Regions from separate parts of the Homo sapiens genome. Here region 2 is linked to region 1. Evidence: chromatin loops called from intact Hi-C (ENCODE). Cell type or tissue: breast epithelium. All regions are shown on one strand.

Region 1 (5,000 bases):
GTATCTTATTGATTTTACATTTCTTTCATTGAGAATAAGACTGGCTACTTTCATATCGTTTTTGACAGTTCATTTCTTTTCTTTTGATTAACAGCTTATTTTTTATTTCTACTAATTCTGTGTGTGGTTGTTCACCTTTATTTTTGTTCTTACCAATCTAAAAACTCTCACACAGGTTAAGAATGTCAGCCTACATCTGAGTGTCAATAAGGTGCAGATAGTCAAGGAATAATGCCTCACAGTGTAGTGACATGCTGCCACAGAAGAGGCCCCCAGGAAAATGCAGTTTGGGAGCCCCTTAAGCAAATATAACTTCATGGGAAGATTGTCCTTCTTTGGTCTCTGATATGGTTTGGATCTGTGTCTCCACCCAGATTCATTTGAATTGTAATTCCCAACGTAGGAGATGGGGCCTGGTGGGAGATGATTGGATCATGGGGGCAGTTTCTCATGCTTTTCATGGGGGCAGTTTCTCATGCTTTACTACCATCCCCCTTGGAGCTATCGTCCTGATAGTGAGTTCTCACATGATCTGGTTATTTAAAAGTCTGTGGCACCTCTCTGCTCTCTTGGTCCTGCTCCTGCCATGGAAGACACCTGCTCCCGCTTTGCTGTCCACCATGATTGTGTGTTTCCTAAGGCCTCCCCCAGAAGCAGAAGCTGCTATGCTTCCTGTACAGCCTGCAGAACCATGAGCCAATTAAACCTGTCTTAAAATACATTCCTCAGTCTCAGGCATTTCTTTCTTTATAGCAGTGCAAGAATGGACTAACACACTCTCCATATTGACACCTCGCTTGTAAAGCTGGCCGATGCAGCATTGCAATCAAGTGGTAGATTTTGAATGTCTGAGTGTGATTAGACTCTAGTTGTTTGTTGTTAAATGATTGGTCTGAGTGTGATTAGACTCTAGCTGTTTGTTGTTAAATGATTGGTGAATGATGCCATCACAGGCCAGAATGTCCAGCCAGCCTCCATAGCAGGACCATCCCCGCTTATAGGAAATGGAAAGGCTCAGAGACTCCAGAGTGGCCCAGCACTGCCCCTGCCGTCCACCAGCTGGAATCAGGGCAGTGCACCTCCCAGTCTGTGTGTGTGTATGTGTGAGTGTGTGTGTGTATGTCTGTGTGTGTGTATGTGTGTGTGTATGTGTGAGTGTGTGTACATATGTGTGAGTGTGTGTATGTGTGTGTATGTGTGTGCGTGAGTATGTGTGAGTGTGTGTGTATGTGTGAGTGTGTGTATGTATGTGTGAGTGTGTGTGTGTGTGAGAGAGTATGTGCGAGTGTGTGTGGAGGGGCGGGGGTCTTGCAGTTGGTCATAGCTGCCCTTTACTTTCTCACAGTGTGTGTATGTGTGTGTGTGAGTGTGTGTGTGTATGTGTGAGTGTGTATGTGTGTGTGGAGGGGAGGGGATCTTGCATTTGGTCATAGCTGCCCTTTACTTTCTCACAGTGTGTGTGTGTGTGTATGTGTGTGTGAATGTGTGTGTGTATGTGTGTATGTGTGAGTGTGTATGTGTGAGTGTGTGTGTGTGTGAGTGTGTGTGTGTGTGTGTGGAGGGGAGGGATCTTGCAGTTAGTCATAGCTGCCCTTCACTTTCTCAGTGTTTTTGTGTGTGTGTGTGAGTGTGTGTGTGAGTGTGAGTGTGTGAGAGTGTGTGAGAGTGTGTGTGTGGAGGGGAGGGGAGGGGTCTTGCAGTTGGTCATAGCTGCCCTTCACTTTCTCTTTTGGTCAAGAGTTCTCCCTTTCTCCTCGTTAGAGAAAGATTGCCTTTGTTTTGCCAGTTTCCTGAAAGTCTGTATTTTCCGGGTATAAGCTCACTCATTGAGAAGAAGAGAGCCTATCCTTTCACCTCTAGAACAAGAAAGCCAGTGGGTAGTAAAATACACATAATGAAAATGATGTGTGCCCTAAACTTCAGGTGAACCAGCGAGAGTGTTTTACAGCACACACTCCAACCTAGAATCATTCACACGGGTCCAAATCCCAGCTTCACTCTCATCGCTAGACATAGGGCTCAATGTTCCAAATTTTAGCTCTTCTCATCTCTAAAATGGCAATTATATTAGTACCTATGTTTAAGGCAGTTGTGAGGATTAACTGAATTTTGGTCCACCTATGGATGCTGGCACAGCAGGCATTTTATGCGTAAAGTCTCTAATCATTATTTCTCCATCTCAGAATAGAGGAAGATCTCTGTGGGTGGAGGACCCTTACCAAAGTAGTTGGAGGGGACATCTTAGGTCATACGACTCTCTTCTCAAAGACTCTTGTTATATAGGAGTCCTATTTGGTTAAAAGGACTTCTCTTGTTTGTCCTGGATGTGACATCAGGTTTAAAAAAAATCTCACTCCCGTTCAGGAGCCTGGCAACCATGCATTACCCAACAATGGTTACCGTGGCTGCAAGGAGGAAGCAGACAGCAAGCCCACAGAAGTGTTTATTGAAGAAAGGGAAGTCAATAGTCCCTGGAGTTAATGAGTGATTGTTATTTATGGAAGGAATGGTATTTGCAGATGGGAATGACTGCAAAATGCATAGAAGGACACAGCCATGCCCTTTCCACGGAAGTCACAGAGCACACCTCAACACACTGAGAAGACGTCCACGACAGAGAAAGATGACGAAGGTCTCCTTTCTTCCACATCGTAGGAGATTTTCTGCCATAAACTCAGTTTATTCTATAGTTGTTTATGTCCTCAGCATTTTGGAGACAGCTGTTCTCATGAAGTGAAGACTGGCTCAGATTGTTTGATTAATTGCAAGAATTGTGGAAACGGGAGGAAGAATTCATGAAGGATGCCTCCCTTACCTGTACAGAGTTGTTTTCATTGATAAAGGGTTGTGATCTGTAAAATGGGGATATCGACATTTGTTTCAGGAGAATGAGCTTTATTTGGGCAGATTTGGCTTTGAATTCTGTTTCTACCTCTTAGAGATTGTGTGACAGTTGTTATTTAATATCTGAGTCTCAAATTTCTCATCTGTAAACTGAATATAACACTTATACTGAATGTCATACTTATATTACAAGATGTCCATGTTATTCTAATCATGTCTTTTTAGTTTCTGTGTTTTCTGATGTTTTGGCTTCTGGGGTCTTGCTGATCCTGGAGAGACTCCCCCTCCCAGGACTGGTCAGTTCCTAGCAGTAGTAAGGGACTCACCTACAAGTGTGCCTTTTGTATGCAAGCCACCAATCCAAAGCCCATGCCCCCACTGACCCCCTTTATCTAGCTTTCACTTGCAGAGCCACTATCCCCCTGCCCTAATCACCCCAGGGACAGATATTAAACAACTAGAAATAGCCACGATGCCCTAGAGCCCAGTGAAATTATTTAAAATGGGCAATACTACACCTGCCTGCCTGTCCTACATTTCCCCCTCACAACCCATAATGAAGTCTCTTGCCCACATTTTCTTCTCATTCCCTCTGCCTCCTGACCGATCCTGGTGCTTCCCCACGTGGCCCTGCATGGCATGGTGTGACCTCTGCTCTTGAATTGTGAGTAACACACGCTGTACGTAATGGCAGTCATCTCCTGACCCATTTCCTCACCATACCTGAATAATAATAAAACCTATTGTCTCAGCCTATTTGGGCTGCTATAACAAAACACTATAGACTGAGTGGCTTCAACAGTAAATATTTATTTCTCACACTTCTGGAGGTGGGGGAGTTCAAGGTCAAGGCACTGAAAGGCTCAGTGTCTGATGAGAACCCGCTTCCTGGCTCATGGACATCCAGCTTTTCTCTGTGGCTGAAAGAAGCCGAAGCACTCTCTGGGGTCTCTTTTATAATGGCACTAATCCATTCACAGGTCCTCCACCCTCGTGACATAGGTGGAGCCCCCATGAATAGCCTCACCTCCAAAAGTCATCACATTGAGGGTTAGGATTGTGATACATGCACTTGGAGGAGGCACACACATTCAGTCCACAACACTCATGATGTAAAAACACATGCCCCAATCTCTGGAACCTGTGAATGTTACCTTGTATGGCAAAAGGGACTTCACGGGTGTGAAAAAGACATGAATCTGTAGATGGGAGATTATCTTGGGCTAGCCAGGCGGGCCTGGTGTGATCATGAGGATCCTTAGAAGGGGGAGGCAGGAGATCAGCATGAGTAGCAGAGGAGGGTGAGGCCACGAGCCAAGGAATGCTGACAGCTTCTAGAAGCTGGAAGAGGCGAGGAATGAATTCTCCCCTGGAACTTTCAGAAGGAATCAACACTGCCAACACCCTAATGGTAGCCCTGTAAGGCCTATTTCTGACACTCTGACCTCCAGAACTGTAAGATAATCAATGTGTGTTGTTTTGAGCCACTAAATGTGTGATCATCTCTTACAGCAACAATAGGGAACTAATATAAGTTTCAACAAATCATGATTATTTTCACTGTCAAGTACAATAATATTCAGAATGTGGAAACACTTTTGAAAAGTTAAAGTGTCATGTGAAGATTATTATTATCAAAGCTGTTATTTGTTCTGCTTCCATTTGATTCAAGTCCACTGCTTCCAAACTTTGTATTTCAATATTTTATTATTGTATCCATGAATGCCAAAGCTACACTTGCATTCTTTTTACCATTTCCAAGAAGACGTATGTCTTAAGGGACAGTTGACTACAGTCCTTGCCCCATAGGGATGTAGATCACTGGCCCCCTATCACTCATGGGTCTGTGTCACATAAGAGACCCAACTACTTGATCTTGACTCTTGATTGAAGATTGAATAGGATAATAAGAAGCGAGAGGAAAATGAGGTACCCAACAGCCAGTGGCAGAGACTGCAAGGAGTCTCCTAGTATCTATTTTCCCCGTAGTCTATGAAGATTTTTTACCTGGGCACATGGCCACTCAAATGTGGACTACATTACTCAGACTGCCTTCCATGTCAGTGTGGTCACTTGACTAAGTTCCATGAAATGGAAAGAGAATTGATAAATGCAACTTCAAGGAAATGTCCTTAAAGAGAAATGCTGTGTCCTGC
Region 2 (5,000 bases), 250 kb after region 1:
ACACTGGAAAATTGGAGATGATACATATGGGGGTGATTTATGCAAGAAAGACTTCATAGGGCCAGGTGTGGTGGCTCACGCGTGTAATCCAGCACTTTGAGAAGCCGAAGTGGGCGGATCACCTGAGGCCAGGAGTCCGAGATCAGCCTGGCCAACATGGTGAAACTCCATCTCTGCTAAAAATACCAAAAAAAAATTAGCTGGACACACACACACAAAAATTAGCTGGGTGTCGTGGCACATGCCTGTAATCCCAGCTACTCGGGAAGCTGAGGCAGGAGAATCACTTGAACCCGGGAGGCAGAGGTTGGGGTGAGCCGAGATCACACCACTGCACTCTAGCCTGGGCAACAAGAGCGAAACTCCGTCTCAAAAAAAAAAAAAAAAAAAAAAAAGACTACATAGAAATGAGGTCAGCAGATCTATATAAAGAGAAAACACCTTGGCTCTACCTATAAAAGATTGATAAATGAGTGTATTTTTATTTTCAGTTACAATGTTTAACATTTGTTTCTATTTCTCAACTCTCCATTTTTACTAACTTTTGTAATTATACAACTACCTACTAATGTAAATCACATCAGTTAAGAGAGCTTCTGCTGTATTCTTTGACATAACTGAAAATAATCTTCAGGAATTTAGAAATTAGGATTGAAGTTCCCCCTGGATTAGGCAGTGAAGCTGATTACTCTATTGGATGATTTGCTTAGTTTTTGATTCTGTAGTTGACTTTGCAGAATTTTTTTCCACGGTAAATTCTAAGTTAACAAATTTTTTAAAAATCCAATCCTACTTTTTCAAATCCTGAGACACTATCACACCTCCTTAAAAGAGCATCAGTGATAGAAATGGATTCATTAATAAACTGAGAGACCATCTGAATTCAGATGAAACACTAGCTTTATTTCCATAATGCACCAATTATTAAATACATGAAGTTTCATTTCAAGGGCCTGAGCTTTAAACCTACTGCAGATTAGGCCATTAAGAGGGGCTGATGGGTTCCATATGCATGAAGACCCACTGAAATTGACCAAACCGAGACAGATATTAAGCAGCCAGTAAACCTCACTAGCAGTCTCTTAAAAATGCAAACCAAAACGGCAGCAGAAAAATGCCATGTTTTTCCTATCAGATGAACAAACTTTTAAAAGAATATAATGTTTATATTGGTTAGGATGTGGAGAAATGGATAGAGTAGAAGGGTGTATTGGTATTACTTTAAAGGGGATTTGGCATGATATTGAAATTATAAATACTCTTCAAGTTAAAAATTCTGCTTCTTGTCATTTATCCTAGAGAAACGCTTGTACATGGGCACAAAGAGTCATGTAAAAGGACATTCATTGCTTCATAACTGCAATCATGAAAGATCAAAACCAATCTAAAAATCAGCAACAGGAGAACAATGACATAAATTGTGACTTATTTATAGCATGAAATATGTTGCAGCAGTTAAAGAGAACAAGTTAAATCTAATATGAAAGGTTGTCAAGGACATACGATTTAGTGAGTGGGGGCGGAGTAAACTATGGCATAGAAATACATCATATGATATGGTTTATGTATGAACAAAAATATTAACGCATAAAATGCATTGAAAAGGGTCTGGAAGGATCTACCTGAAACTAGTAACAGTGTCTACCTCCAGAGGGAAAGACTGGTATTGAGGCGGTGGTCAAGATGGATTTTGCTTATCTTACTGTTTTAACTGAAAGTGGGTTCATGTATTACTCATACATTTAAAATATATATATAATAAAAAGCATTAGGAAAAAAAGCCAAAGTTCTCAAACAGGTTAATCACAAAAGAAAAAATATAAATGGCAAAAGAAAAAGTGAGAAAAAGTTCCAAAAATATTTTTGAAGAAAATTTTTCAAGGATTATTAATAGCTCTCTCCTTGGATGATGAAACTATGAATGAATTTTTTAAACTTCTCTTTCTACTCTTCCATATTTTTAAAGTTTTCTATAGTGGAAACACATATAAGAAATGTTTAAAAGGCTGAGAAATGGCTGGTAAATCCTAACTAGCATGTTGTCACCTTTAAATCTTACTCTGACAGACAGCATATAGTCCATTTGGAGTATGTGGAAATTTATGATGAAAAATTCCCATGGAAAAGTGATATTTGAGGTGAGTGGCCCTGTCCTGATGTCATATGACAGACAAACACACTGATGTGTTGGAAACCAATTCTAAAAAATTCTACATTTTAATTATTTTTCTTAAAGCCCTGATTTGTAGTGTTTGCTGATTTCCATAGTGTTATAATTTGAATTGTGTCCTCAAAAAGATATGTTGAAATCTTAACTCCCAGAAGCTCAGAATGTGGCCTTATTTGGAAATAGGGTAATTGCAGATATAATTAGTTAAAATGAGGTCATACTGGAGTGGGATGGGCTCTTAATACAACTAGTGTCCTTATAAGAGGAGGAGAAGAGACACAGACAGACACACCCACCAAGAATGCCACGTGACTCTGGAGGTGGAGATTAGAGCAACATGTCTGCAAACCAAGGAGTGGCAGGGATTGACGCCCCCATCAGAAGCTAGGAAGAGGTAAAGAAGACTTCTACCCAGGATCTCAGAGGAAACATAGCTCTGCTGACCCCGGTTCCAGATTTCTGGCCTCCAGAACTAGAAGAGAATACATTTCTATTGTTTAAAGCCACACACTTTGTGGTACTTTGCCATGGTAGCCTAGGAAACTAATACACATGGTGTAAATAGAGGTTGAGTATCTCTATTCCGAACATCCAAAATCCAAAATGTTCCAGAATCTGAAACTTTTTGAGTGCCAACATGATACAAGTGGAAAATTTCACACCCACCCTCATGGGATGAGTCGCAGTCAAAATGCAATCAATGCACAATAGCAAACATAGAGAATCAACCTAAGTGTTGATCAGTGGAGGATTGAGTGAAGAAAATGTGATGTATACTCCATGGAATACTAGTCAGCCATAAAAAAGAATGAAATCATGTCTCTTGCAGCAGCATGGATAGAACTGGAGGCTGCTATCTTAAGTGAAATATAACAGAAACAGAAAGTCAAATATCACATGTTCTCACTTCTAAGTGCGAGCTAAATAACATGTACACATGGACATAGAGAGTGGGATAATAGACATCAGAGACTCAAAAAGGTAGGAGGGTAGGCAGGGTGAGAGACAAAGAATCACCTATTAGGGACAACATGCACTCATCTAGTGAGGGTTTCTCTAAAAGCCCACATTTCACCACTATGCTATATAGCCATGTAAGGTAACTACAGTTGTAGCTCCCAAATCTATAAAAGTAAAAATAATTTTTAAAAAACTTGGTTTCATGCATGAAATTACTAAAAATATTGCATAAAATGACGCTTGAGTCTCTGTTTAGAAGGTGTACGTGAAACATAAAGGAATTTGTGTTTAGACATGGGTACCATCCCAAGATCTCTCATTATGCATATGCAAATATTCCAAAGTCCAAAATCCAAAACACTTCTGGTCCCAAGCGTCTCAGATAGGGGATGCTCAACCCATCCATCTTGGCCAAGTAACATGACTCCCCTGAATGCAGGGCTGGGATCCTGCGTGCTCCTGTTCTCATGAGCCAGGGTGTTCCAGCACAGGGCAGAACGGAAGGCTGCTAATCTAAGGCATGGAGAGTTCTGAGTTTGTCCAGAGAAGAATCTGACATAGGTTTGACTGAAAATCTTTGGTGTAGAATTATCATCAATGGACATTGTCCTATTTTGTATGCATTTTACCTTTTAAAGTCTCCATGTTGGGTTCCAGGAATACATTAACCTAATTCAGTTCCAGAGACACAAATGAGATCATGAATGCAAACCTGCCGGATGACTATTCAAATATCAATGACAACATGCAGAAATACAGTTCCAGTTGCACTGTTGAGACGAATTCCCATGTGTATGTACATGGTTTCAGCTGGGAGTTTTAAAGCCACTCAGCATTGAAATAGCCTGGATCAAGACAGACAAACACACAATGAAACTGCACACAAATAGTAGTGTCAGGACACTGTGGTCTTTCTGCTGAACCTCTCATCTTTTTTTTTTTTTTTTTTTTTTGAGACGGAGTCTTGCTCTGTTGCCCAGGTGGGAGTGCAATGGCATGATCTCAGCTCACTGCAACCTCCACCTCCCGGGTTCAAGCAATTCTCCTGCCTCAGCCTCCTGAGTAGCTGGGACTACAGGTGTGTGCCACCACGCCCGGCTAATTTTTGTATTTTTAGTAGAAACGGGGTTTCACCGCATTAGCCAGGATGGTCTTGATCTCCTGACCTCATGATCTGCCTGCCTTGGCCTCCCGAAGTGCTGGGATTACAGGCATGAGCCACCACGCTCAGCCAATGAACCTCTCGTTTCCATCCACCAAATAGGTATTGGGCTTTGAAGTCAGTCAGACCTGGGTTCAAATTCTAGCTCTGCCACTTACAGTCTATGTAGCTTGGGACAAACTGCTTAAACTCTAAAGCCTCAGTTTCCCCATCTGTGTAAAGGTGTTAAGAAGACTTAACTCAAAGGGCAATTATGAGGATTGACAGCGTTGACACAATACCTGGCATATGATGAACACTCAATAGACAGTAATCAAGCTATGCTGGCCACTCCCTATGTGGAGTTTTGAATCAGGAGGCTGAGTGCAGAGTGCAGAGTCCTCTTGGCCAGGTCCGACTGCGGAGACGGCAGAGGAGTGAAGGAGGTGCTGTGTACCCCAGGTCCCAGCTGTGTGCACCTTGAACTGGGGGAACCCCCGCCTCCTTTCTGTCTGGCATGAACTCTGCTTCCTCCCAAGGAGTTTGAGGCCTGAATTCACCCATGGTTTATTCACCCCTGACCCAAGCAAACGTTCAGTGTTGAGAGGAAGCAACAAATGTGAAAGATCAAGGCAGAACACAGAGCATTTCTGAGGAAGTCTGTCGCGCCCACTGTTTTGACAGGCTCTGGAAGCCCAGCTTTGCCTAGCCCAGGGCAAGTACAGTACT

The links. Peaks named below come from ENCODE experiments on the same cell type or tissue, not always from the same donor. Only the 100,000 strongest peaks of a DNase experiment are listed, where the experiment ranks them.
Region 2: it touches region 1 in a loop (3-fold over the local background); 62 of 110 quality-filtered maps call a loop at or near these places.

What each region holds. Positions count from the first base shown.
Region 1 is chr4:184,291,330-184,296,329 of GRCh38, forward strand. It overlaps LOC105377582 (a long non-coding RNA gene), which reads right to left and starts at 2,283. Exons shown (of 6, transcript XR_939552.3): 1 at 2,220-2,283. It overlaps LOC124900825 (a long non-coding RNA gene), which reads left to right. Exons shown (of 2, transcript XR_007058413.1): 2 at 2,365-5,000. In breast epithelium, no CTCF peak of the experiment used is centred here; a DNase peak (open chromatin) is centred at 2,392; H3K27ac peaks cover 985 bases.
Region 2 is chr4:184,542,588-184,547,587 of GRCh38, forward strand. No RefSeq gene overlaps it. Among named protein-coding and RNA genes, the nearest start is that of LINC02427, 7.5 kb to the left of the region's middle. In breast epithelium, no CTCF peak of the experiment used is centred here; no DNase peak of the experiment used is centred here.